5 separate regions of the Mus musculus genome follow, and all the other regions are linked to region 1. Evidence: chromatin loops called from intact Hi-C (ENCODE). Cell type or tissue: left cerebral cortex. All regions are shown on one strand.

Region 1 (5,000 bases):
GCTGCAGGCTGGTTCTGCTTCTCTCTGTGACCAGCCTGCCTCTGCTGCTCCCACACCTCTCTCCTGACTCTGACTTATCTCAACTCTGACCTCCACCTTTAACCGACCTCTGTCCTTGGACTCAAAGCGTCATCTCTGCACTGCCCACCCTCTCTATCGCTTGTCCCGATCATGACCTCCTGCCAGCATGTGGCACTGGCTGCTGCATCTCTCCAGCCTGGCACTGCTCCCGGAAAGCCGCCCTTGGCTTGTCCTCTTTTGTTTCTCTTCCTAATTTGATGCTGACATTGACAGATAATGACGGGAGAGGCAGCCAAGCCCTGGGGCGGGGCCAGAAGGTGCCATTCAAATCCCAGCAAGCAAGTCCTCTAAACCTGGGCTCCTGCCTGCCTTGAATAAGAACCCCCACCCCCTGATCTGGAAGTGGACACTGGCTTTAGCCATCCCCATGTAGAGGAACAGTTTGTCCATCTAGAAGATCCTAAACACCAGGTCTGAGGCTTCCAGAGTCCAGTGTCAGAGGAAAAGAGGATATAAACTAGTATCATGGAGGAAGTAAGAGAAGTGACGAAGCTAGAGAGATGGCTCGGTAGTTAAGAGAACTTGTTACTCTTGCAGACGACCTGGGTTCAGTTCTCAGCACACACAGAGAATCTGACGTCCTCTTCTGACATGCGAGGGCAGCAGTCACACAAATGTTACACATATATGCGTGTTGGCAAAACCACTCATACACATAACATTAAGATAAATCTTTAGAAACCGAATTTTTAACAAGTTAGGAAAATGTGATGAAGTTTCATGGAGTTCTGCATAGTTTCCCCTCGAATGGCCTCTGGCTTCAGGCCTGGGGGGGGGGGGTGCTTCTTAGTCCCAGGGAGACGTGCCTAGCAGCCCTTGCTGCCTCCAGCCTTGTCTTTGACCTAAATGAGAGCAATCACAATTAAAACTCTTTAGCCTTTGATTTTTCATCGGTTTTCCCACTGTGGTCTCCCTTCCTCCTTTTTCAGTTAGGGCTCAACCTAGGGCCTGAGGCATGCGTGTTAAGCAAGTGTTCTACTGTGGACGAGCTACACCTCCCGCTCCTGATTTCCAACACATTCCTGAAAAAGAATAAAAATACCCACTATGAAAGAGAACTCCAGCACACTGCAAATAGGTCTGGAGGCTGCCTGGATGTCCTGAGTTCACAGTGGAAGCAGAATTTCTCACCTGCCCACCCATCACGTCTCCATACTCCCTACCAACTCACCCTCACCCCCAACACACACACACCTAGAGAACTGACTTTAGGAGTCTTCTCTAGAGCCTAAACGGACCCAAAAATGGCCACTGTGACATGCTGGATGCTAGTTCTTGTCTGAGTAAACGGGCCTGGGGAGACACACCCAGAAGGAAGGAACCTTGAGACATTAGCACCCAGGGCCTCAGAGCCTCCTTTGAAGGATCTCATGTAACTGAGGGTAACCTCAGCCATTCAGCCTACCTCTCAAATGCTGGAGATTACAGCTTTATGCCACATGACAGGCTATGCTTTGCTGGAGATCAAACTCAGAGCTTCGTGCCCACAGGTCAAACACTCGGCCAGCCGAGCCACATCCCGGGACCTCTATCCTCTTCTCTAATACATTTTTATTTAAATAGAAATTGGGTTCTACCTTTTTTGATTAAGATATCATCACATAATCATCCAACGCAGGAAAGCCACAACTGATGACCAGTGACTTCATTCCCTTGTTTGGAAAGTTCCCCGTGGCAGTGGGCAGAAGGAGCTGTAGGGAGGGAACCTCTGCCAAGTTTTCTTAGATGGAAAGGTGTTAGCTTTTTGTTATCCTAGGGAGACAGTGGTAGAGGAGGGTGGAGTGTGGAGGGGGTGTGATATTCTACCCTAAAATATTTTTTTTTCTGAAATATGCCGGCAGCTATATCTGGCGGTGTTTGTGCAATTGGGTGGAATTTTCCTTAAAGTGACAAAACGGGTAACATTGTATCTAAGGCTTTAGCTGCCGAGGGCACTGGGCAGGTGTCCTGTGGAGATCTTTAGGGGGCCATCTGATTAAGAAGGGGAGGCCTGGCATGTCCTAGCTCACTGTGTGCTTGCTGTGTGACCCTGGTTGTATTGCTCTTCCCTAAGACAAAACAACCTAAAAGGAGGAAGGGCTATCCTCCTCATGTTTCCAGTCCGCACCAGTGTGAGTGGGTGAAGAGGCTGTTTGCTGCAAAAGCAGCCTAGAGGCAGAAAGCAAGAGACCCAGGAATCCAGGTAGCGTTCAAAGGCCCACCCACTAGGACCTACTTCCTCCAGCTTGGCCTCACCTCACAGCCCTCAAAATAGCTCCACCAGCTGGAGACCGGGAGTTCAGCACGGGAGTCTGAGGGGGTTGGGGGCGGGTGAGGTGTGGGCATTTTATATTCAAACCATAATAATGTGCAATTATGTAATCTCTCTGGCTCTCTAGTTCCTCATGTAAATCGTATTACCTCACTCTTAGGCCGGCTGGAGGATTAAATGACACCGTTTAGCATTTACAAAGTGTCTAGAAGAGAGTCCAGGGCTCAGCGTTGCACCACTGAGTTCCCTCCTCTGCCTTCCCAACAGAGCTTACCATCTACCCAGCTCCTACTCAGCGCCAGACGTGTACCCAGGTTGGACACACTGACATCATTTAACCCCGGGGATGTACAGTTGTGCTGTGTTTCCTCCAATGGCAGAATTCACTTGTTACTCAGGTTGTGGTATCCAGTAATGTGATCACACACTAATCCAGGGGTGACCGTTCAAATAGTTCGTGGTTGTGTTAAGTTTTCAGACTTACTAGTCCTATAAACTGATTTCTTAAATATCTTTAAGTATGTACACACACACACTCACACACACACACACACACAAAAGAGTATATTGATGCACATCTATAGTCCTACTACTTAGAAGCCTGAAGCAGGAGGACTGTGAGTCTTTTAGGTTGTCCTGGTCTACAAAGGGAGGCTCTGACTTAAAAAATTATATATGTATGCGCATATATGCATGTATGCATTTGTGTACACACACACACACACACACACACACGTATATTAAGGAACAAAAGACCGGGGAAATTGGGAAATTGTGCAGGTCATTGGACCCAGGCCTCTTGCCCTGTAGGACACGCTCTCCGATCCTAGCACCAGCTGCAGCTGAAGAGACCACAATTGAACCGTTCATGAACCATGATTTGCTTTTTAAATTTATTCATCTTTCTTGAGACAGGGTCTCATTATATAGAGTGCTTGGTCTCACAGAGATCCTCCTGCCTCTGCCTCCAAGTGCCGGAATTAAAGGCCACCACGCCCGCCCAGTTTGCTTTCTTATTTTCAAGGACTGAGGGATCTCAGTTGTGAGGTGTGCTCTGTCCACTAACAGTGTTTGGAAGAAAGATGGGAGCCGGGCACAGTGGAGAAGGAGAGAGAGGGGCGAGGATTCTATTCATGGGGCTTTTGATTTCACCAGCCACAGAGGTTATACACCAAGGTAAGGACTAGGGAAAGGTTACCAAGGCTAGGCAGCCTACTGGGAACAGTGCTCCCAGGACTGCCACGGTGGATAGGTTTTAAATCAGAGAGGGGTAGGAACTACTTCCCATGGAAGGTGAGGGTGGCTTTATTTCCCAAAAGGAGATGGGGTATTAAGGAGAGAAGCAGATGCTTGATAGCCACCATAACAAATGACCATCGTAGGTAGCAGGAAAGGATTCTTAGATTGGCTCTCATTTAGAAAGTGTTTTAGAATGTTCCCATAGCTAATACCCACAAATGGCCCTTAGGATTTGTGGGACGTTATGAAGTGCATCTCTCGGCTTAAGATTTCTTGGCTGTGGGAAAAGGCTCTTTTTATACAAATGTTCCTGCATGAAATATAAATAGCAATTGGTGATAACCACAAATCTCCATCCAACACTGAGTGCTGGGCACTGTCTAAGCTGATTTCCCCTTTGCAGCAGCCTGGTGCGGGTAGGAACAGTTATTACCTTCCCCTTACATATGAGGAAGCTGAGGAACACGGAGCTTAACTGATCTGCCCTTGTGGCCAATCAATGGTAAGCTGCCCACAATAATGTCCATTTACCATCTTTCCTGGAGCAGGGAAGGTGATGGGAGTCTATCACAGCCCCACAGCCAGTGCAGGTCCACCAGGCAAGACTTTCTCTAGCAGGAAAGCTCCTGGGGCCTGATGCTCAACTGATAGAGATTCAGCCTGGATTGTCTGATCTGTGGCACTCAGTTCCATTTTCTTAATGGCTGTCAATCAGTTCCCCACTGTTTCCCCTGAGGCTGGACCAGCAGGGGAGTCATCTGCACTTAGGAATAGCATTAAGAACAAAGCCAGATCTGGGCTGTTTGTTTTTCCCCAGCGAGATTGCCCAACCCTCAACACAGCTAGGAATGAGCCCAGATGTCACTCATTTCCCAGATCACTGGGCTTCCCAGAGCAAACAGAAATGAGTTCAAGGAATGCTAGCTAGCTCCTCCTTCAGCTTCTGGGCAGTTTCCGATAGAAGCAGAACTTGGGGGCTGAGACTACGGCTCGGGGGGATAGAGTGTCTAGCATGTGCAAAGCCCTGGGTTCAATCCCAGCACTGCATAAACTAGGTGTAATGGTGAATGCCTACATCCCAGCACTTGGGAGGTGGAGGTGGCAAGATCAGAAGTTCAAAGTCACCCTCAGCTGAGTCCCAGACCAGCCTGGGATACGTGGGACCCTGTTTCAAAACAGAAAAGCAAAACCAAACGTGAGCCACTGGGGATGTTTAAAAACTCCCTGGCAGTCATATTTATGGAAAGGTAAAGTTAAATTTTAAGTGTGGTCTTGACGTGATAGTATAAGGTGCTACCATTTCAATATGTAAATGGCTAAATAAGCATTTGTTAATGAGACACTGTAATGCTTAAATTTAGAATCATCATAAACACAAGTCTCTGGGCTTGTCTGTGAGGGACTATCTAGTTTGGGTTAATTGAGGTAG
Region 2 (5,000 bases), 100 kb before region 1:
GTCTGCCTCAGGCCCTCCATCTCACTTCCACCCTCTCTGCTTGAGGCAGTCTACATTTCTCTCAGTTCCTCAACCACACTGATGTCTTGAAACCTTCATGGCTGATTTTCAGCTTAAGACATCCCCAGCCGTGCTCCACTCCTCCCCAGCCACGCTCCGCTCCTCCCCAGCCACGCTCCACTCCTCCCCAGCCACGCTCCGCTCCTCCCCAGCCACGCTCCGCTCCTCCCCAGCCACGCTCCACTCCTCCCCAGCCATGCTCCACTTCTCCCCAGCCACGCTCCGCTCCTCTCCGGCCACATTCTGCTCCTTCTCAGCCACTTTCCGCTCCTCCCCAGCCATGCTCTGCTCCTCCCCAGCCATGCTCTGCTCCTCCCCAGCCATGCTCCAATCCTCTACGCCATCCTTTCTGCTCCATGTGAGTCTCAGATTTTCTTTTGGAAAGCTTTTTACTACCCCTCATCTAGACTATGACTCTCCATTATATATCTTCATGACACTGCCTCCCTTGTAGCACTGAGAACTCTATTCTAATTGCTTATTGAGTTTGACCAGAACAGAGAGCTTGTCTGTCTCACTTATATTATATACCCAGTTCATACGACAGTGCCAGGGGAAGAAAAAAAAAAAAAAGCGAAGACAGTGGAGATCTTCACGACTTACTGAGGTCAGGAAGAGTCAGTACAAACCGGAGACCTGCCGTTTGCTAGCTCCGCGATTCTGGCCATTTAACTAACCTTTCAGTCTCGGTTGCCCCCGCTGAAGTAGTGCTATGTGCTTCATTAAGTTGATGCGAGAGTGAAATGAAGTGACATACTGAAAAATGCTTACTTAGCAGGGAACAAACCTTCAATATTCGTTAATTCAGTTCTCCCCTCTCTCTCGCCTAATGCTTGGGATACTTTGCTACCTTTCCCGTGGATGACAGTCTCCTTTAAAGCATAGTTTTGAGAAGTCTCTTTAGCACATAAGGTCTCTGGTTCTGTCCAAATCTATTAAGTTAGGTTTTGGATGGGAAAGAGCTGGAATCTGGTTAACAAGCCCTTCAAGTAAAGCGGCCCTGAAGTTGGCAGGGCCCTGGTCCTGAGGACAGGGACTTAAGTCTTCTCCAAGGTGAGATTCAGTGTCTGGTGCAGGGACTTTTGGAGGTACCTCACTGGGGCACTGGTAGCTCCTCACAGATCTGTACATCTATTTAGAACAAGAATTTCCAAGCGAACTGAGCATACTCCAGGTGCTACACAAATTAGACTCCTTGGAGAAATGCGTACACTTTCAGACGTGGTCTTATACTGAGTATCAAGTATCCCAGCACTCAGGGAGCTAAGGCAGAAGAATTGTGAGTTCACCGTCACCCTGACATAGGGAGACCCTGTCTCAAAACAAGAAACAAACAAACAAACAAACAAAACTCTAAGAATCATCATAAGCTTTGATTTCTAGTTTGTAAAATATAATTTAAAATGTTTATTTGGAGTTGGGCAAGGTAACTTGTGCCCATAATCCAGGAGACTGAGCCAGGAGAATTACCACGAACAAATTCAAGACCAGTCAGAGCTCCAGAATGAGACCCTGTCTCTAAACAAACAAAAAAACAAACAAATAATAAAAAGCAACTAAAAAAAAGCTAAAGAAACATGTAAAATTATCTGGATATGTTTTATTTAACTTGATATACCCAAATTATTGTAACTTTAATATGTGATCAAAATTTGAAAAGGGATACACACATATATGATTCGAGAGCTGTGAAATCTAGTATTTTCACTCACATACAACACTCAGTTGAGTTAAAAGTTCAGTTTCAGGTGACACGTGTCTGTAATCCTAGATGTTCAGGGATCTGAGCCAGAAGGATCACTGGGATTAGGCCACCCTGGACTACATGAGAAGTTCCAGAGCAGCTCAGACTATATGGGGATAGCATACCTCCTCTCTCCCTCTCCCTTTCCCCTCTCCCTTCCCTCTCCCCCCCCCTTTCAGGTTCAAGTCCTTCCTTCTTCTAGTCACCTTTCATACATTAGTTATCTTCAAGTGCTCATTAGCCACATGTAGCTAGCAGCTACTTCATTAGACAGCACAAATCTAGACCATGGGGTTGAAATTTTGCTCTGCCCTCCCCCGACTTCTTCATCCGTGGTGATCAAAGAGGCGATCCACAGAAAGTACATAGCCCGGAGCCTCTCGGCTCCTCATCAGTAGCTGTAAGTGGGATGGTTAGTATTAGTATTACAATCCAAGGTCAAGTATCACAAGTCAGATGAGAATCATGCTGTGGGCTCTGCTCAGCTCATACTCCCAGCATTCTATCCACATAGGGTGCCTGTCCCCTTAAACATCTCACCAGACAGTACAGTTTCCGGCCCTTTCCATCCTATTCCATTTTCAGGAGCTGAGCATGATGAACGAGGAGAAGTCGGAAGTGAGTCAGCAGGATAGCACTTAGAGCCCAAAAAAGCAAGCAGGACATCAGAATGCATAAGCAGGAATATAATGTGCAGGAAGTGGGAGATGATCTTCCCTTTCTTCTAAGAACTGGCTCTCCTTAAGAGCTGTCTGCAGCCTCTTTGTACAGCATGGGCCAGGCTCTGGGAAACTAGGGAACAGCAAAGAGAGCTCTCCCCTCTCCACAGTGCTAGGTGCTCAACATCACTTATCCCGTATAACACATCACCAATACATCCATTCTGCAAATAGAGAAGCAGACTTGGGGAGCCTCAGGGAAGCTCATACAGCTAGTGGGTGACAGCTGGGACTCACTAGCTCCCATCATACCACCATCCTTTCCACTGTGTGCCACAGTTGGAAGGAATAGTCAGTAGGGAAACAAAGCCACAGAATAACGGGGGTAAAGGAAAGAACATCCAGAAAGGGATTTCGCTTTGAAGCAGAGCAGCCTTCCTTACCAGATACATGCAATGTTAGCACTTTTGCTCAGAGCCCTCATTGGTGGTCAGGTAGGACCACCTGGGACCTTGGCAGCCTCACCCCTTCTGGGTCCTACTTCCATTAAGTCCAGGCTTATATCCTTCTGCCTCCCAAGTTGTACTCACAGATCCCTCAGGAAGATGTTCTCTGCTATTAGGCTCTCTAAATCTGTCCCTTTACTTGAAGAATTTACATGGTGAGTCTGCAGCCTTGACTGGAATCATATGCTGTGGCATTTTTTTCTAGCCATGTGACCACGGGTGTAATAACACTTTTGAACTTTGGTTTCCTCGTCTGTGTGGTGAAGAACACAAGATGGAGATTATTTAGTGACATCAGTGTCTGACTCAATATAGGCAGCCTCCTGCCTCATCGCTCCCCCTCACTGACTCGACATTTCCCACAGCCGTCTCTATCTCTAGGACTCTTGGCTGTGTTTGGGGAGTTGGCTCTGGGGATGAAAGGTGATAGTTAGATTTTAGTCACTTGTAAACACTTCTCGCTGGGCATTGTGGCGCATGCCTTTAATCCCAGCACTTGGGAGGCAGAGGCAGGCAAATTTCTGAGTTCGAGGACAGCCTGGTCTACAAAGTGAGTTCCAGGACAGCCAAGAATACACAGAGAAACCCTGTCTCAAAAAAAAAAAAAAAAACAAAACAAAAATACACTTCTCCTCGTCTCCCTTATCCATTCTCTTATTATGTTCAGGTCTTCCATCAGCTTTGTGACAGGGTGATAAAGCTGTCGCTACCAAAATAAAGCTGGAGACACTGGAGTGTGAGCAAGGGTGCAGACCTGTGAGACATTTGGCAGTGCTGCAAGACAAAGGGTGGGTCCAGGGTCAGATACAGAAGGCTCTAGAAGAAAAGCCACAGAGATCCAAGGAAGATTTTCTGATTGACAGGAGAGATATGGATGGAGGCAGGGATGGAACACAGCACAAGATCAGGAGATAATAGTAACTAGGACCAAAGATGGAGACTGGTTCATAACAATGTGCTGGGGACAGGGAGAGACCAAACAAGTTCCAGATCATTGCTGCCTGGGCCTTCTTTGCAACCACAGCTAACCCTTCATCTGCCTTAGTCACACAGCCTCTAAGTCCCAGGACAATCCCCTCTGCGTGTGTCTGAGGCCCTTGGCCTCATCTTACCTCTCTCTACTATTTAGCCCTGATCACATGCATCAGCCGATCCCCTACAGTTTCTTTTTAGGTAAATCAGAGATCATAAATGTTGTTAGTTAACGTTACTTTTGTTTGGTTTGTTCTATTTTCGCTTTGGCTTGGTTTGGTTTTTGAGGTGGAGTCTCATTTTGCCCAGGCTGACTGCAATCTATGCAGCCAAGACTGGCCTGAACTTCTGATCCTTCTGACTTCACCTGTCAAGTGATGAGATAACAGGTATGCACTACCATGCCCGGTTTTAAAGTGACTTTAAAGTTGAGGAGATGGCTTAGTGCGTAACGCTCACAAGGAGCTCATGGATCACCAGAACCCAGATAAAAGCTGGAGGTGGTGGTCCGAGTACCTGCAACCCCAGCACTCACTGGAGGGAGACAGGTGGATTCCGGAGACTTGCTGGCCAGCCTGTCTACCCAGTGAAGGAGTTCTGCAGTAAGTGACAAGTCCCATCTCAAACTCCAAGGTAAAGAGAGACTAAGGGAGATATGGGATGTCTTCTTTTTCTTTTCTTTTCTTTTCTTTTCTTTTCTTTTCTTTTCTTTTCTTTTCTTTTCTTTTCTTTTCTTTTCCTTTCCTTTCCTTTCCTTTCCTTTTCTTTCTTTCTTTCTTTCTTTCTTTCTTTCTTTCTTTCTTTCGTTTTTTTTTTTTGTTTTTTTGTTTTTGTTTTTTTGTTTTTTTGAGACAGGGTTTCTCTGTATAGCCTTGGCTGTCCTGGAACTCACTCTGTAGACCAGGCTGGCCTCAAACTCAGAAATCCGCCTGCCTCTGCCTCCTGAGTGCTGGGATTAAAGGCGTGTGTCACCATGCCCGGCATCAGTTTTTTGGTTTTTTTTTTTTGACCCACACACATACATGCATGTGAGCACGCACACCCACAAGTAGACACACA
Region 3 (5,000 bases), 50 kb before region 1:
CTTGTAATTATGTCTCTTGTAGTAATTAGCCCCTTCATATCAATGAAGCTGAATTTCCATGGGTAATGAAATGAAGCCCCAGTGTGTGAGACAAATGAAATGTGGCAGGCAGGTGATGGCCTTGCAGATTTCCTTGGGGACAAAGGAAATGACCCTTCATGTCCAAAGGCCACTGTGGGGGTGAGGGTGGAGGAAGCAAACAGATCTCTGTGAGTTCAAGGCCAGTCTAGTCTACATAAACAGTTTCTGGAAGGCCAGGGCTACATACCAAGTGTTTAAGAAAAAGGTCTGAGTGCACAAGGATATTTCAAGACCTTGAAGCCCTAAAGCCAATACAGAGCCATGTCTGGCGGAGTGTATTTGGGCTTTCCCTGTACTGCTGGGTTGAGTGAGGCTGGGTGTATAAATGTAGCCTCATGGCCTTGAGAAAGAACTCAGTCTTAGAAATAAAGAATATCACCCTCCATCTCTCTCTCTCTCACTTTCTTTTTGACACCGAGTCTTTCTATGTAGCCCAGCATTGGCTAGCTTGGAATACCACATGTAGACCAGGCTAACCTTGAACTTGTAGAGATTTGCCTGCCTCTGCCACCAAGTGCTGGTATTAAAGGTGTTAACCACCATACCTGGCCCTCTTATTTCCTTCTTCTTTTTTTTTTTTTTTTCTTTTTTGTCCTTATCCTTTCCAGGCTTCTCCGTGTTGTCAGCCTATTTTGGGGACACCCATTTCCCTTTGGCTTTGCAGTGGATGGAGTGAAGCACACAAAGTGCACGTAAACCGTTAGGAAAACTAAGAGCGAGGATTAGATCCTTATTTCTTTTCCTGCTCCTCCTCCTCTCCTCCCTCCTCCTCCTCCTCCTCCATTTGTTTTTCGAGACAGGGTTTCTCTGTGTAGCCCTGGCTGTCCTGGAACTCACTCTGTAAACCAGGATGGCCTCAAACTCAGAAATCTACCTGCCTCTGCCTCCCAAGTGCTATAATACAGGTATCTACCATCATGTCTGGTTAGAGTTCTTTTCTTCCTTTTCTTCATGCTTATTTTATCCTCTGCCCAGGGTCTAGTTTCTCTCCAACTTCCTTTTTCCTTTTTCTTCCTCTTTCCTTTTTTTTTTTTTTTTTTTTTTTTTTTTTCTTGAGACAGGGTTTCTCTGTGTAGCCCTGGCTGTCCTGGAACTCACTCTGTAGACCAGGCTGGCCTCGAACTCACAGAGATCTGCCTGACTCTAAGTGCTGGGATTAAAGGCATGCCTGGCTTCTTTCTTTCTTTTTTTAGACAGATCTTGTATAGTCCATGCTGACCTTGAACTCCCTACCTTTGCCTCCTTAGTGCTGGGATTTCAAGCATGAGCCACCATACACATCCAGTTGTACCCTTTTCTCCCCACATATATATATGGGGAGAAAATAGTGTGTGTGTGTGTGTGTGTGTGTGTGTGTGTGTGTGTGTGTGTACTATGTGTAGGTGTGCATGTCTGCATGTGAGCACAGGTGCTGGCAGAGGCAGCATTAGATCCCCAGGAGCAGGAGTTACAGACTATGTAAGCTGCCTGACTTGGGTGCTGAGAATCAAACCCAAGTCCTCTGGGAGAGCTGTAAGTATTCTTTACTGCTGAGCCATCTCTCCAGTCTGCAGCTTTTTCCTCTGAGATGTTCTCAGTATGTAGCTGGTCCTTCCAAATGCTGGGATTATAGGCATGCATGACCCTAGCTGGCCAGGCCCTGAATCCCCGAGAAAGCTCAGCCACTGATTAAGTCCCTTAGATCCTTGATCTCTAAAAGGAGGACAAGGGTCACTCTCATGCATACCTCACTGAACTGAGGAAGAGGTAGGGAGTTCCTGGCTTTTCAGAGAATTGTCTAGGCAAGCTTGTCCATCTCTACACACAGTGTCATCTCTACACACAATCACAACATGCAACATGTTCCTTTATCTGCTAGAAATGTAAAATTATCAAACAGTAAAAATGTTATGCCCATTACTTTGGATATTAAGGTTCAGTTCATTGAAAAGAGAGACAGAGAGAGAGAGAGAGAGAGAGAGAGAGTACAACAAGGCTCCTAAAGAATTAGAAGTTCCAGAAAATTCCAGGCCAGGTGTGAGAACAGGCTGGAGCCTTGGAGCCAGAGGAAGAGTCTTCTCGGAGGAGAAGATTTATCTCAGAGTTCCACAAACTTATCTCAGAGCTAAATCTACATATGCATATTTCCTGGCTTTTGTTCCATCCTTTTTATAAATTGTAACTCTGCTGCTGGCAAGGCTAGGAGAAGCTAAGAATTTCTCTCTCCCCAGCTCTGGCCAAAACAAATCCTTTCCTTTCCCAATTCCCATCTCCCAGTTTTTTGGTAAAGAAGTAAGCAAGGGTGCAGAGATCTCAAGAACACTGGTGCTGCCTTCTTACCTTCTTAGTCTAGACCCCACTTAGACCTCGCACATCCAGACATTCTGTGAGGAAGGTATTGCTCATCCTATATATAAATCAGGAAGTTGTGGGACTGGAGACATGGCTCAGGGGTTATGAGCCCTAGCTGTTCTTCCAGAGGATCTGGATTTGATTCCCAGCACCTACATGATAGTTTTCAACCATTTAATTTCAGTTCCAGGGAATCTGATGCTTTTGGGCCTCCGAGGGCATCAGGCATGCATGCACAAGGTGTACAGGCATGCATGCAGACACTTGTACATATAAAATAAAATAATTTATAAAAAAGAACAGCCAGGGCTAGGCAGTGGTGGTGCATGCCTGTAATCCCAGCACTTGGGAGGCAGAGGCAGGCGGATTTCTGAGTTGGAGGCTGGCCTGGTCTACAGAGTGAGTTCCAGGACAGCCAGGGCGACACAGAGGAACCCTGTCTCAAAAAACCAAAAAAAAAAAAAAAAAAAAAAAAAAAAAGAACCCCCCCCAAAAAAAAAACTCAAACAAACAAAAAAAGAACAGCCAGGGAGTAGTGGTGCTCTCCTTTAATCCCAGTACTCTGGGGACAGAGGGAGGTGGATTTCTGTGAGTTTGAGACACATAGAAAAAAGCAAACCCTCTCTCAAAAAGCCAAAAAGCAAACAAAGCAAAACAAAAACAAAAAACAAGTGAATAAAGAGGTCACCCATGGTCTAATGAATATTAGATGAATATTATATTTTTTCTTGAGACCAGAATTAATGATTACACTTTGGTGCATGGTATGTGTGTGTTTGCACAGACCAAAAGACAACCTTGTGCGTTTCGTCTTAGATGGTATTCTTCAGGCACTGTCTACCTTTTTTGTTTTTAAGATAGCTTCTCTCTCACTGGCCTGAAATGGTGAAGGTGGCTGCTCAGAGACTCCCAGGGGCCATCTTGTTTCCACTTTCCTAATACTGGAATTACAAGCATACAAGCATGCACCATAACTCTCTCTTTCTCTCTCTCATGTATGTATGTATGTATGTATGTATGTATGTATGGGCATGGGTGTAAGTGAAGGCCAGAGGTTGATATCCTTGATTGCCTAGACCAATCCTTGATGGCTCTCCATCTTAGTGTTCTGAGTCAGGGTCACTTACTGAACCTTGAATTCATCACCTCAACTAGGTTGACTAGTCACTGAGCACCAGGCATCCACCTGTCATTGCTCCCAACCCTAGAGTTACAGACACAATCTGTCATGGTCCTTGTGTTTGTAAGGCAAGCACTTTACTGACTGTGATGGTTAGTTTTAATTGTAAAGCTAACACAATCTAGAATCACCTGGGAAGAGAGCATCTAGATCAGGCTGGACTGTCTCAGAGGATCATGGAAGGAAGGTGGTGTTTGCATTTGTTGATGTGGGAAGACCCAGCCCACCTTGAGTGGCACCATTCCCTAGGTTTGGGCCCTGGACTATATATAAGAGTGGAGAAGGTAAGCTGGATAGTACTTCATGCACTCTCTCTCATTCTTCCTGTCTCTTTTCTTGCCTATGGATGTGACCAGGGCCTCAAGAGTCTGCTGCCTTGACTTTCCTGAAATGATGGACCAGAATCTGGAATTACAATCAGAATGAAGCCTTTCTCCCCTAAGTTGCCTTTTTTGTCAGGGTATTTTATCACAGCAACAGAAATAAAACTAGGACACTGACTTAGCATCTCCCAGCCCTGGTTAAGCTGTTTCTAAGAATTTGGGCTTTTGTTTATGTTGCAGACACATAGTCCTGGATTCATACACAGACACCAATTTCTCCAGCTTACTGTTGTATGCTTTTCATTATAGCTTTGGCGAAAAATGGCCTAATACTTGAAATGAGTAAGCTCCGAGTTTCATCTCTGCAGGGCCCCAGGGGGGCTGACTTCTCAAGCTGCCTCCTCAATAGAGCAGAGAAAGCCTCAAAACAGGGTGTCCCTTCCCACCCAGAAAACCTTGAGGTTTTGTTTTTTTTTTTTTGTTTTTTTTTTTTTTCTTTTTGGCAAAGCTAATAACATCTACCTTACAAAATTGTTGCTAGTATGAAAATAAATGTTTGCACATACAGGACAGCGCTGGTGGCTGGGATGTAATTCGGCTCTGTATTTTGTGTCTCCTGTTGCGTGTACACACCCACATACCTAGCATGGGAGAAGCCTCGGGTACCATTGTCAGCACCACATAAACCTGGTCTTGATACACATGCCTGCAGTCTGGGCACTTTGGAGGGCAAAACTGGGGGCAGCCTGGGCTACAAGAGACCTTGTCTCAAACAGACAGTAGTGGGGGCATATTCAGTACTTGGTAGCTGTCATTTTTACCACATACCCCAATCAGCTATCCCATGAAGTGCTTATATAAAGCATAAAACACACAAATCTCATCTGCATGGTACTACAACTCTGAAAAGTGAGTGGCAACCTGGGCTGGAGGTAAGTTCAAGGCTAGCTTACCTTACATTCAGACTGTCTCTCAACACACATACACACACACACACACACACACACACACACACACACACGAGAGCCCCTTATATTCTTATGCTTCTTTCTGGGCTTTCCTTAGGAAAACCACTGAAGCCTGAA
Region 4 (5,000 bases), 79 kb before region 1:
TTTAAAGAAGTACTGGGGACTGGAGAGAGAGCACAGCAGCTATGAGCACTTGCTGCTCTTGCAGAGGACATGAGCTAGGTTTCCAGCACCCAGGTTGGACAGCCCACAACTGTCTGTAACTTCAGCTCCAAGGGACCCCATACTCCTTTCTGGATTTCTCAGGCACCCCCATATCCATATGTATACATACAGACAGGCACACATACACATAAATTAAAATTTTAAAACAAATCTTAAAAAAAAAAAAAGTCAGCTAGTATCCATGCATAGTGGCTGGCATACTCCTGTAACCCCAGCACCCAGGACTCAGAGGCAGCACTGCCATGAGCCTGAAGCCAGCCTGATCCATATAGAGAGTTCCAGTGCAGCCAGGACTTACCCTGCTCCAAAACAAATAAGCAAAGTCAAGTATCTGGAAAGACCAGCTGGACCTGGCCTTGAGAGCTGATTTACTTACTTCAAAATATTTAATTACAATCTCTGCTGTGATGGGCACCGGGTTACATGCTGCAGAGGCAAAAGCCAGTAAGACTGGTTTTTCCTAGACTGTAATCCCTGGCATTCAGGAGGTAGATGCAGAAGGATCAAATGTTCCAGGTCATCCTCAGCTATATATTGAGTTTGAGGCCAGCCTGGGATACATGAGGCCCTGTTTCTAATAATGGCCAATTATAGACTGGAATGATGATACACAAGTGTAATCCTACAACTTAGGAAGTTGAGGCAGGAAGACAGATGGAAGAGTTCCAGGCTAGCCAGGACTACATATGTGAGAGATTATGTGGAAGACAACCAAACTTGAAAACCAATAACGAGTACAAGAGGTCATGTTTTGCCATTTTTTAAATAGATTAAGTGTTTAAACACTATCAGCAGAGCCTTGGGACTAACCTTCATAAGATACCAAACAGTAACCATTTGAAAGTTATTTCCCGGGCTGGTGAGATGGCTCAGCAGGTTAGAGCACCCGACTGCTCTTCCGAAGGTCCGGAGTTCAAATCCCAGCAACCACATGGTGGCTCACAACCACCCGTAATGAGATCTGACTCCCTCTTCTGGAGTGTCTGAAGACAGCTACAGTGTACTTACATATAATAAATAAATAAATAAATAAATAAATAAAAAAGAAAGTTATTTCCTGTGCCAAACCATTGCATCTAGAGCCAGAAAGGTAGGCAAGTGCTTTCTGTATGAGAAAGAAGGTTCAATGATTGCTTGACAGAGCAAGGAAATAGCACGAGGGATAACTGGTTAATAGACATCACTCTTGAGTGATATATATTCTTTCAAGAAAGCAATAGTTTGCCGGGCATGGTGGCACATGCCTTTAATCCCAGCACTAGAGAGGCAGAGGCAGGAGGATTTCTGAGTTTGAGACTAGCCTGGTCTACAGAGTGAGTTCCAGGAAAGCCAGGGCTACACAGAGAAACCCTGTCTCAAAGCCAGTACTGTCACCTACAGCCTGTGTCTGACCCCATTCACTATGCTATTGAAAATCTAAGTCATGGCTGTGTTCTCATGTATACCTCCTTTATGTGCTCCGTGTAGCCTTGCCAGTGCCAAAGTAACACAAATCATTACATAAATCTCACCTCAGTGACTTTTTCAATTGGATTAGCAGAGAGTATTGTAGGAGAGGAAAGAGTAATGAATCAGAACCATCTAGGGAGATTTTCCAAATGTATATGGTTGATAACCACCCCCACTGCCAATTCTGAGAGGCCACAGGGTTGATATGTGTGAAAGGGCAATCCCAAACGATGTCCTCTCTCCTCCCTGAGGGCATGACTATGTCCTTCAAGGAGTCACTGACTCTGGACTTTGACACATACAGGTCTTCACTGAAGGACCTAATCCCTTAATCTGTGCACCCAGAACCCATTGCTTCAGAAGACACGAGGAGATCCACAAGACTGCCTGGGATACTTCTCCATCAGGCAGGCCTTTGCCTCTATTTTTGTTTCAGAACCACCCACCTAGCTGAGGCTTTCTCTCTCAGGAAAGGCATTTAACACCAGAATTCTCACCCACTAGCAGAGTGGGAAAGAAGAGGACAGTGGAAGTAGGAGCTATGAGGCAAAAAAAGGAATATTTTTCACTGCTGCCTGATTTCTGTTCTTTCACTAACGTCTTTACACCAAGAAAGACTGACACTCGGGGTGTTAGGAAGTTAAAAAAAAAAAAGTGAGTTTATGTACTCTCCTGCAGTGGTAGAGGAGAAAATGACTTTACAAATAGCCAACGCCCCTAGCTCATCTGGAACCTGGGTGGGGGAGATGGACAAAGAGCAATGCCAGCTGCAGCTCATTCCAGCCACACACAGCAGAGCCTGCCGGTGAACATGATCCTGTCCATGGGTGAACTGGACTTTGAGAGGGAAAGGAATAGGTATGACTGTCAGGACTCTACCAGCTCTGGGTTGGCCACGTGACTTTTTTGTGTGACCTACACGTGTGGTCAGTGTTGAGGTCTCAAAGAAACCTGGGACAAATGGGTAAAGGAGGTGCCTACTAACATTTCAAATTGGACTCTGGCTAGAATTCCCAGAATCCCTTAGTATCTGTGGCTCCTCCCGTTACTTCTCACCCCGCCCCCTACCTTAAACCTCTCCAATCCAGGAGCTGGGCTTCGTTTCCCTTCCCCCAACTTCTGATTTCTGTGTAACAGCCATTTTGGCTACATACTCTCTTGGATCTTGCAAGCTCTCTTGACTCTTAACTCTTCTCTTGGCTCCTGGTCTCCTTTTGCCCACTTCACACTTCTGTCTTCCAATATCTCTCTCCCCACTCCCTTCTCAGAGCTCTCAGGCCCAGTTCAGTCTGAACTCTTCCATATGCCCCTGGCAGTACTCTCCCTCATGTCTATGATAAAACCTTCTCAACTGTACTCAGGAGTGGTCATATCCACATTTTCAGTCAGAAGAATTTGTGAGGGTCAGTTCTCTCCTTCCATCACATGGGTCCTAGAAGATTCAACTCAAGTCCTTGATCTTGAAGGCAACTACCTTTACCCACTGAGTCATCTTGTCTACCCAACCAGTAGAATTTTAGAAAGATGCTTCAGAGCAATCTACCTGGGTCTGCCTGATGATAGTAAAAACTGACTTTGTCCCAGCCCTTTCATTTCAAAGCAAAGAGCATACTAAGAGCATCATTCCCTTTGCAGCCAAGTCAACACAGACTAGAGTGAGTGAGTGAGTGAATGTTTTAGGATTACAACTTCCAAGACACAGCAGCCGATCCTTTGACAGATATGCCCAACAAAGGCAGGCTGCTCTTGAACCAAGACAAAGACTCATTATGTATGTCTGGCTGGTCTGGAATTTGCCATAAGCCCAAAGGGACTCTCCATCTACAACCTCTGTCTAGTTGTAAGGGAGGCAACATGGGAGATTCCCTAGAGATAAAGTAGAAGTTCTCCTGGAAGGTACCTGATGGTGGAGAAGGTCAAGACTACTCAGTAACAGTGCAGAAGCGGCTAACATCAATTCCTGAGCAAATAGGTGTCTCCTGTTCCTGTTAACTTATCTCCAGCTTCATCGGATTAGTGTAGTGATTCTCAGCTGAGATGAGTGGAGGTTGGAGAGTGTCCCAGGCACATATGCTATCTCCCATCATTGAGAACTATTGGTCCAAACAATTTCAAAGCATCCTAAGATCCCTCCAGGGGATGCTGGCTCCTCTTTCAGAACTGTGCCTTGGCTCTGAGGATTGTTTATAACAGGCAGAAAGGGAAACCGTGGGCTTACAGGGGCTCCTGAAAACAGTGGCTTCCACACTTGTCAGTGCCTCAGAACGACAAAAAACAATCTTTAAAAATTCATATTTCCAGGCTCTGTTACATACTCATGAAATAGAATATTCTGGAATGGGGAGTCCAAATATTTGTACTCTTCACATGCCCACCAGGTGCTAACTTCACCGTGTGCTTTAAGACAACTTTTCCTTTTGTTTTTCTTTTTAAATTTATGTGTTTTGTTTTGTTACTTTTTGTTTTTTGAGACAAGGTTTAGTTGTGTAGCCCTGGATGTCCTGGAACTCACTTTGTATACCAGGCTGGCCTCAAACTCACAGAGATCCATTCTGCCTCCTGAGTACTGGGATTAAAAGTCTGCTCCACCACTGCCCAATTAAGTCAACTTTTTCTAAGGCCATTTTATTAGCATAGATTAATTATATAAAAAATAATAGTTTCCATTGTGATATCCACTATGTGGCCTAGATTGGCCTTAAACTTGTGACAATCCTCCTGCCTCTGTTTCTCAAGTATTGAAATTATAGGCATGTACAACCACACCTGGCTCTAGTTCAGCTTTTGAGAGGCAGCAGCTTGCAAATACAGGGGTACTCATGAGCTTTCTACATTCAACCTAGAGCCATCAACCCAAGCAGCAGGAGCAGTTTCTGCTATACCACCAGAGCCTTTTCTTCACTGGAGTTTCCAAAGCTACAGACAGAGGTTTAACAGCACAGTCTGATGTTAAAACTGACCTGAGTGTGAATCTTTGCTCTCTGCAAACTATGTGGTCATAAGTTATGACCCTTTCTCACGCCTCAGCTACCTCATTAGTGAGGCAGTGGTAATGCTACCTATGTTCCAGGGTTACTGTGAGGATGCCTTGAGATAATATGCAGAAAGTGACTGATGGAGACTTGGGTACATGGAGGTTGTGCTGAAAATGCTGGTTCATTTTCTCAGTCTGCTAGAAGTAGGGTCAGCTGAGTATTCTTAGAGACTGACAATTGGAATTTTCCACCACACAGCTCAGTACTAGAGTGTTGTGCTCACTCTTGACCAAATTTATAGAATACCTCAGAATACCTCAACAGAAGGAGTTCAGAGGATGACTTCAGCTCACTTCCCTTCCTTCCTTCCTTCCTTCCTTCCTTCCTTCCTTCCTTCCTGTCTTTCTTTTTTCCTTCCTTCCTTCCTTCCTTCCTTCCTTCCTTCCTTTCTCTCTCTCTCTCTCTCTCTCTCTCTCTCTCTCTCTCTCTCTCTCT
Region 5 (5,000 bases), 170 kb before region 1:
AAAAAAACAAACAAACAAACAAAAAAGCAAGGGCAGTTAAATCTTTTTAACAGATAAACAATGCCCACCTACATGATGTCTAAAGTCACTTTAAACATAAAAACAGGTAAAAATAAAATGAAAGTAAAAAATATACCAAGTAAAAAACAAGCCTAAGAATAGGTGAAATAGACATCAAGAGAAAGTTTACAGAGGAAATAAAGCCATTATATACATAAAAAGGTAGTTCATAGGCTGGAGAGATGGCTCTTCTGAAGGTCCTGAGTTCAAATCCTAGCAACCACATAGTGGCTCACAGTCATCCATAATGAGATCTGATGCCCTCTTCTGGGGTGCCTGAAGAGAGCTGCACTGTACTTACATATAATAAATAAATACATCTTTTTAATTTTTTTCTAAAAAAGGTAGTTCATGAGAAAGATCTTTGGGTTTATTATATGCATTATCATGTCCTCATGAGAACAATTTAACTTATTTTTCTTCTATGTGCCTTTTATTTAGTTATTTTGATCCTTGTTACATTGGTTAGATATCCTAGTATACATAGCTGCCAGAAATAATTATACTGTATACTTCAAATGAGTAAATCCTATTGTATGTAAATAAAGGATAATTTTAAGAGAAGGCAAAATGAGAAAAACAAAACAAATAGTTCTCTGCTCTTTTAATAAAAGAAATGAAATTGAAACTATGAGCTATTTCTCATGGACTTAAAAAATTTATTCTAATGATGGAAGGTGTTAATTAGCACAACATTTTTAGAGAAAAATTTGGCACTGTATAGCTAGATCTTTAAAAAGTGAGTGGACCTTCTGACCTAGCACTTCTATTTCTGGGAAGTCTAACTACAGAAACAATTGAATCAAATGAGACATAGGCAGAGTGACATTGAAAAGCTTTGTCTCAAAAGTTTGGAGCTAAGACGAAAGGATGGACCATCCAGAGACTACCCCACCTGGGGATCCATCCCATAATTAGCCACCAAACCCAGACACTATTGCATATGCCAGCAAGATTTTGCTGAAAGGACCCTGATATAGCTGTCTCGAGTGAGGCTATGCCAGTGCCTGGCAAATACAGAAGTGGATGCTCACCGTCATCTATAGGATGGAACACAGGACCCCCAATGGAGAAGCTAGAGAAAGTACCCAAGAGCTGAAGGGGTCTGCAACCCTATAGGTAGAACAACAATATGAACTAACCAGTACCCCCAGAGCTTGTGTCTCTAGCTGCACATGTAGCAGAAGATGGCCTAGTCGGCCATCATTGGGAAGAGTGGCCCCTAGGTCTTGCAAACTTTATATGCCCCAGTACAGGGGAACACCAGGGCCAAGAGGTGGGAGTGGGTGGGTAGGGGAGTTGGGGGGGAGGAGGGTATGGGGGACTTTCGGGATAGCATTTGAAATGTAAATGAAGAAAATATCTAATAATAAAAAAAAAAAGAAAGGCTTTGTCTCCTTGTGAAGAGTAGGGGGAAGAACCTTGCACGCCCAAATTAATGTTTGCTTAAATAACAAGATGTCCATCATTAACATGCATGTGTCCTTACTGAGGAATGAGGATGCTAAGCTTGTGTCAACTAGTACAGCAGACCTTACACACAAAGAAGGAAGGAGTGGGCCTCTGAGAAATCCTGGTGAATTTTATCCGTGGAACAGTGTCTGCAACCCCAGTGCTCCAGAGGCTGAGCACAATGGCTCCTCTCCTGCATTTTGTTTTCTACTCTAGGGAGTTGTACATAATCACCATTATAGCCTCCAGACTTACTATGAGAAGAAAATTCTTAATTCTTGTCACCATTGGCTTACTATGAACACACAAGGCTATCATTTCTGTTTATCTCTTATGATAACTGATGGAGGGGCGCTTACCCCAGTGCCCAGGAGGTAGGGACAGGTAGATCTCTATGAGTTCGAGACCAACCAGGTCTACATACTGAGAGTTCATCTCAAAAACAAAAGCAAATAAAAAATGATTTAAAGACTTTAGTCAAATGTCATTCAAATGAACATATTTGATTAGAGCACTCTGACATACAAACTAAGTTGTTTCAGTAAGTTACTTAGTTTACCCTCAAACAGATCTGAGTAAAAACAAGCCATGTGTATACTTTTTATGTTAGGGTTATCCGAACTGTAATCTATCTATGAAAGGAAAATGTTACAGTGGAAGAACCAGCCATTTCTAGTTCTAAGATCAATTAATTAATCTATTAAAAATCAGTTAATGTCTCTGGAAAATATAGAATTAGAAAGTACAAGATGTCAAAAACTAAATGTTCTCCACTAGCATAGGGGCATTGTAAAACAGCTCTCAGCCTGTGGGTTGGGGACATGATTCTTACATAAAACTTAGATGGGGGAAAAAGGTTGAGTGTAAATGCAGAGAATTAACCCTTTTTTTTTTTTTTTTTTTTTGGTTTTTCGAGACAGGGTTTCTCTGTATAGCCCTGGCTGTCCTGGGACTCACTTTGTAGACCAGGCTGGCCTCAAACTCAGAAATCCTCCTGCCTCTGCCTCCCGAGTGCTGGCATTAAAGGCGTGCGCCACCACGCCCGGTGCTCAGATTCCCATTAAAGATCTTGTATCTTTCTCAACCCAAATATAAACAGTAGACATTTCACCTCCTCCAATATTTCTTTATTATAACCTCTAAGGTCCAGGAATCTGAGGCAATATTTAAGTATCGAAAAATATGTAAGAAAAGCTCCTTAAAAAACAAAAACAAAACTCTACCCAGTGAGTTAGGTACAGGGACAGTTCTGCAACGCTCACTCCTTTCAGTGCTCCCTAAAGGTAAAGAGCTTTACACATTCCAAACACCCTCTTCAAAGTCAGCCCTATCTCACTGACACCCACTGGCTATGTAAACCACATTTGCCTGAAATGTTACCACTCAATGGATTTTTCCAAACTAAGTATATCTGTGACCTATACAAGAACACCTGTACTGACAGTTTCTGGAATGTCATTATTTAATAAAGCACAGGACATTTGGAACCCAAGAAGTCTCCATTCTGGAAGGGAAGGGAATGCATGGAGGAGGGAGAGAGGGTATAGGGAGAGCAAATATGGACATAACAAACATATGTGTATATGAAAATGTCATAATGAAGCCCATTAATCTCATTAATCTGTGCAATTAATAGAACTCAATAATTGTGATTTTTAAAGTAAAATAAAACCTTACCTAATCCTCAAAAAAAAAATCTCCATTCTGGCTTTATGATTTTAACCTAGGTGCAACAGTTAGAACACAGACCCAAGATAAAAGGACAGAAATACACTTAAGGAGAAAGACGGCTTTTCTATTTCTGCCAGCTATTTTAGAAAATCCTAGAATACTTAAAGTGAGTGTCTCAATGCCATCTGGTCGTACTGCTGATGTAATTCTAAACAGCAATTTTAAAGACTTATGCAGATTTTTCTTTGTAAAAGCAGATGCATTAAAAGCTATGTCAGAGCCACTGTGGTAGCATGTACCCAGCATCCAGGAAGCAGAGCTAGGCAGACTTCTAAGTTCCGGGCCAGCCTGGTCTACATGATGAAATCCTGCCTCCTACTCCAACCACCAAATAAAAGGAACTTATATCAGAGCAGTCCTGGGCATGACATGAGGAGTGAGAAACAAAATATCCATTCCAACTATATATATTTTTAGAGATTTTTCAAATTATAAGATACTATATATCTTGATCAAGAAGTTAATTCTACTTGTGCCATGTTTTATTTTTAAAATTAAGAAAAAATATTTTAGCTAGGTATGGTGAGACACTCCTTTAATCTCAGCACTATGGAGGCAAAGTCAGGCATATTTGTGTGTGTTCAAAACTAGCCTGGTCTATATAAGTTCCAGGACAGCCATAACTACATAATAAGACCTGTCTTGGGGCTGGGGGTAGGGGAAGAGCAAAACCAAAACCAAATGATAAAAACCCATTATTTTATGTGTATGGGTGTTTTGCCTGCCTGTACATCTGGGTACCATGTGCATGCCTGGTACCCATAGAGGCCATAAGAGGGGATTGGATCTCTGGAACTGGAATTATGAACAGTCGTGAGCCTCTGTGTGGGTGCTAGGAAAAGAACCCTGATCCTTTGGAAGAGCAGACAGTGTTTTTAAACACTAAGCCAACTCTCTAGCCCTGCAATTTGATTTATAACAAAGGCCCCGACAATAGCAGTATATATTCGCACTACACTATAAAGTGTTGGGATCCTTGTCTTTATAAGCAGAAGCTAGATAGAGACATACCATCTTTTCCTATGAGATCTAAATTCCTTCTAAAATGATGTTATGTGACTTATGGTCTGAGAATGAGAAGTTAAAAAAAAAAGTGGGGGCTGGGGAGGGGCAGGATACAATTCCAACTCACAAAGCTGTTAATCTTGTGTTACAAATGGAATGAACTCGACAATACTGCCATGAAGGATTTTCAGCAAACTGTTCCCCAGGGTCCAGACCACTATGCAAATTGACTTCTTCCAAGCTAGAGAAGCACTGCACTTTCAGGAGGAAATGGGAGCTACAGCAGATCTAAAGCAGGGAGGTGCAGCGGCAGCACGTGTAACATTAGCTAATGCTGTGTATAATCCCAGTCTTGTTTCATGAAGAGTCTTTTCCTGGCACTTCTAATTTCCACTTCAGGTGCCTGCTGCTTCTCAGTGTTTTTTCCCACTTTACTCTGCCAGTACATATATCACATTCTCCATCACCCCCAAAAGACCAGAACTACAAAACAGGACCAGTGGGGAGGCCCCCATTCTACTTTGGGCAAAGAAAAGTTGTAAGGATGTGGATGGACTGTTTCTTGGTACAGGGAGACAATGACACAAGAAAATTAACACAATCTGCAAAGAAAGGAAGCAAGAATGTAGGTAATATCCAAGCTTTTGCATTCCAATGTATCTGAGGCTAATTATATCCACTTTGAAGTCTGATGATGTGAATGAAGAGCTTATATTGATGATCTTTCATAACAAGGACCAGCTTTTATACTC

The links. A loop is a pair of places that touch in the nucleus more often than their neighbours do. Peaks named below come from ENCODE experiments on the same cell type or tissue, not always from the same donor. Only the 100,000 strongest peaks of a DNase experiment are listed, where the experiment ranks them.
Region 2: a loop joins it to region 1, with 8 times the contacts of the local background. A loop is called at or near these places in 4 of 42 quality-filtered maps.
Region 3: it touches region 1 in a loop (2.2-fold over the local background); 3 of 42 quality-filtered maps call a loop at or near these places.
Region 4: a loop joins it to region 1, with 8 times the contacts of the local background. A loop is called at or near these places in 5 of 42 quality-filtered maps.
Region 5: it touches region 1 in a loop (2.1-fold over the local background); 2 of 42 quality-filtered maps call a loop at or near these places.

What each region holds. Positions count from the first base shown.
Region 1 is chr11:78,803,564-78,808,563 of GRCm38, forward strand. No RefSeq gene overlaps it. Among named protein-coding and RNA genes, the nearest start is that of Lyrm9, 21 kb to the right of the region's middle. In left cerebral cortex, a CTCF peak has its summit at 2,344 (motif pointing left); DNase peaks (open chromatin) are centred at 260, 1,203, 1,856, 2,324 and 1 more place; H3K27ac peaks cover 4,619 bases.
Region 2 is chr11:78,700,077-78,705,076 of GRCm38, forward strand. No RefSeq gene overlaps it. Among named protein-coding and RNA genes, the nearest start is that of Nlk, 5.2 kb to the left of the region's middle. In left cerebral cortex, no CTCF peak of the experiment used is centred here; DNase peaks (open chromatin) are centred at 2,461 and 3,179; H3K27ac peaks cover 2,151 bases.
Region 3 is chr11:78,753,296-78,758,295 of GRCm38, forward strand. No RefSeq gene overlaps it. Among named protein-coding and RNA genes, the nearest start is that of Ccnq, 4.1 kb to the left of the region's middle. In left cerebral cortex, no CTCF peak of the experiment used is centred here; DNase peaks (open chromatin) are centred at 2,233 and 4,080; H3K27ac peaks cover 2,254 bases.
Region 4 is chr11:78,724,585-78,729,584 of GRCm38, forward strand. No RefSeq gene overlaps it. Among named protein-coding and RNA genes, the nearest start is that of Ccnq, 25 kb to the right of the region's middle. In left cerebral cortex, no CTCF peak of the experiment used is centred here; DNase peaks (open chromatin) are centred at 1,991 and 3,650; H3K27ac peaks cover 2,107 bases.
Region 5 is chr11:78,637,881-78,642,880 of GRCm38, forward strand. All of the region lies in intron 1 of Nlk (nemo like kinase), which reads right to left. Among named protein-coding and RNA genes, the nearest start is that of Nlk, 57 kb to the right of the region's middle. In left cerebral cortex, no CTCF peak of the experiment used is centred here; DNase peaks (open chromatin) are centred at 2,894, 3,403 and 4,580; H3K27ac peaks cover 1,753 bases.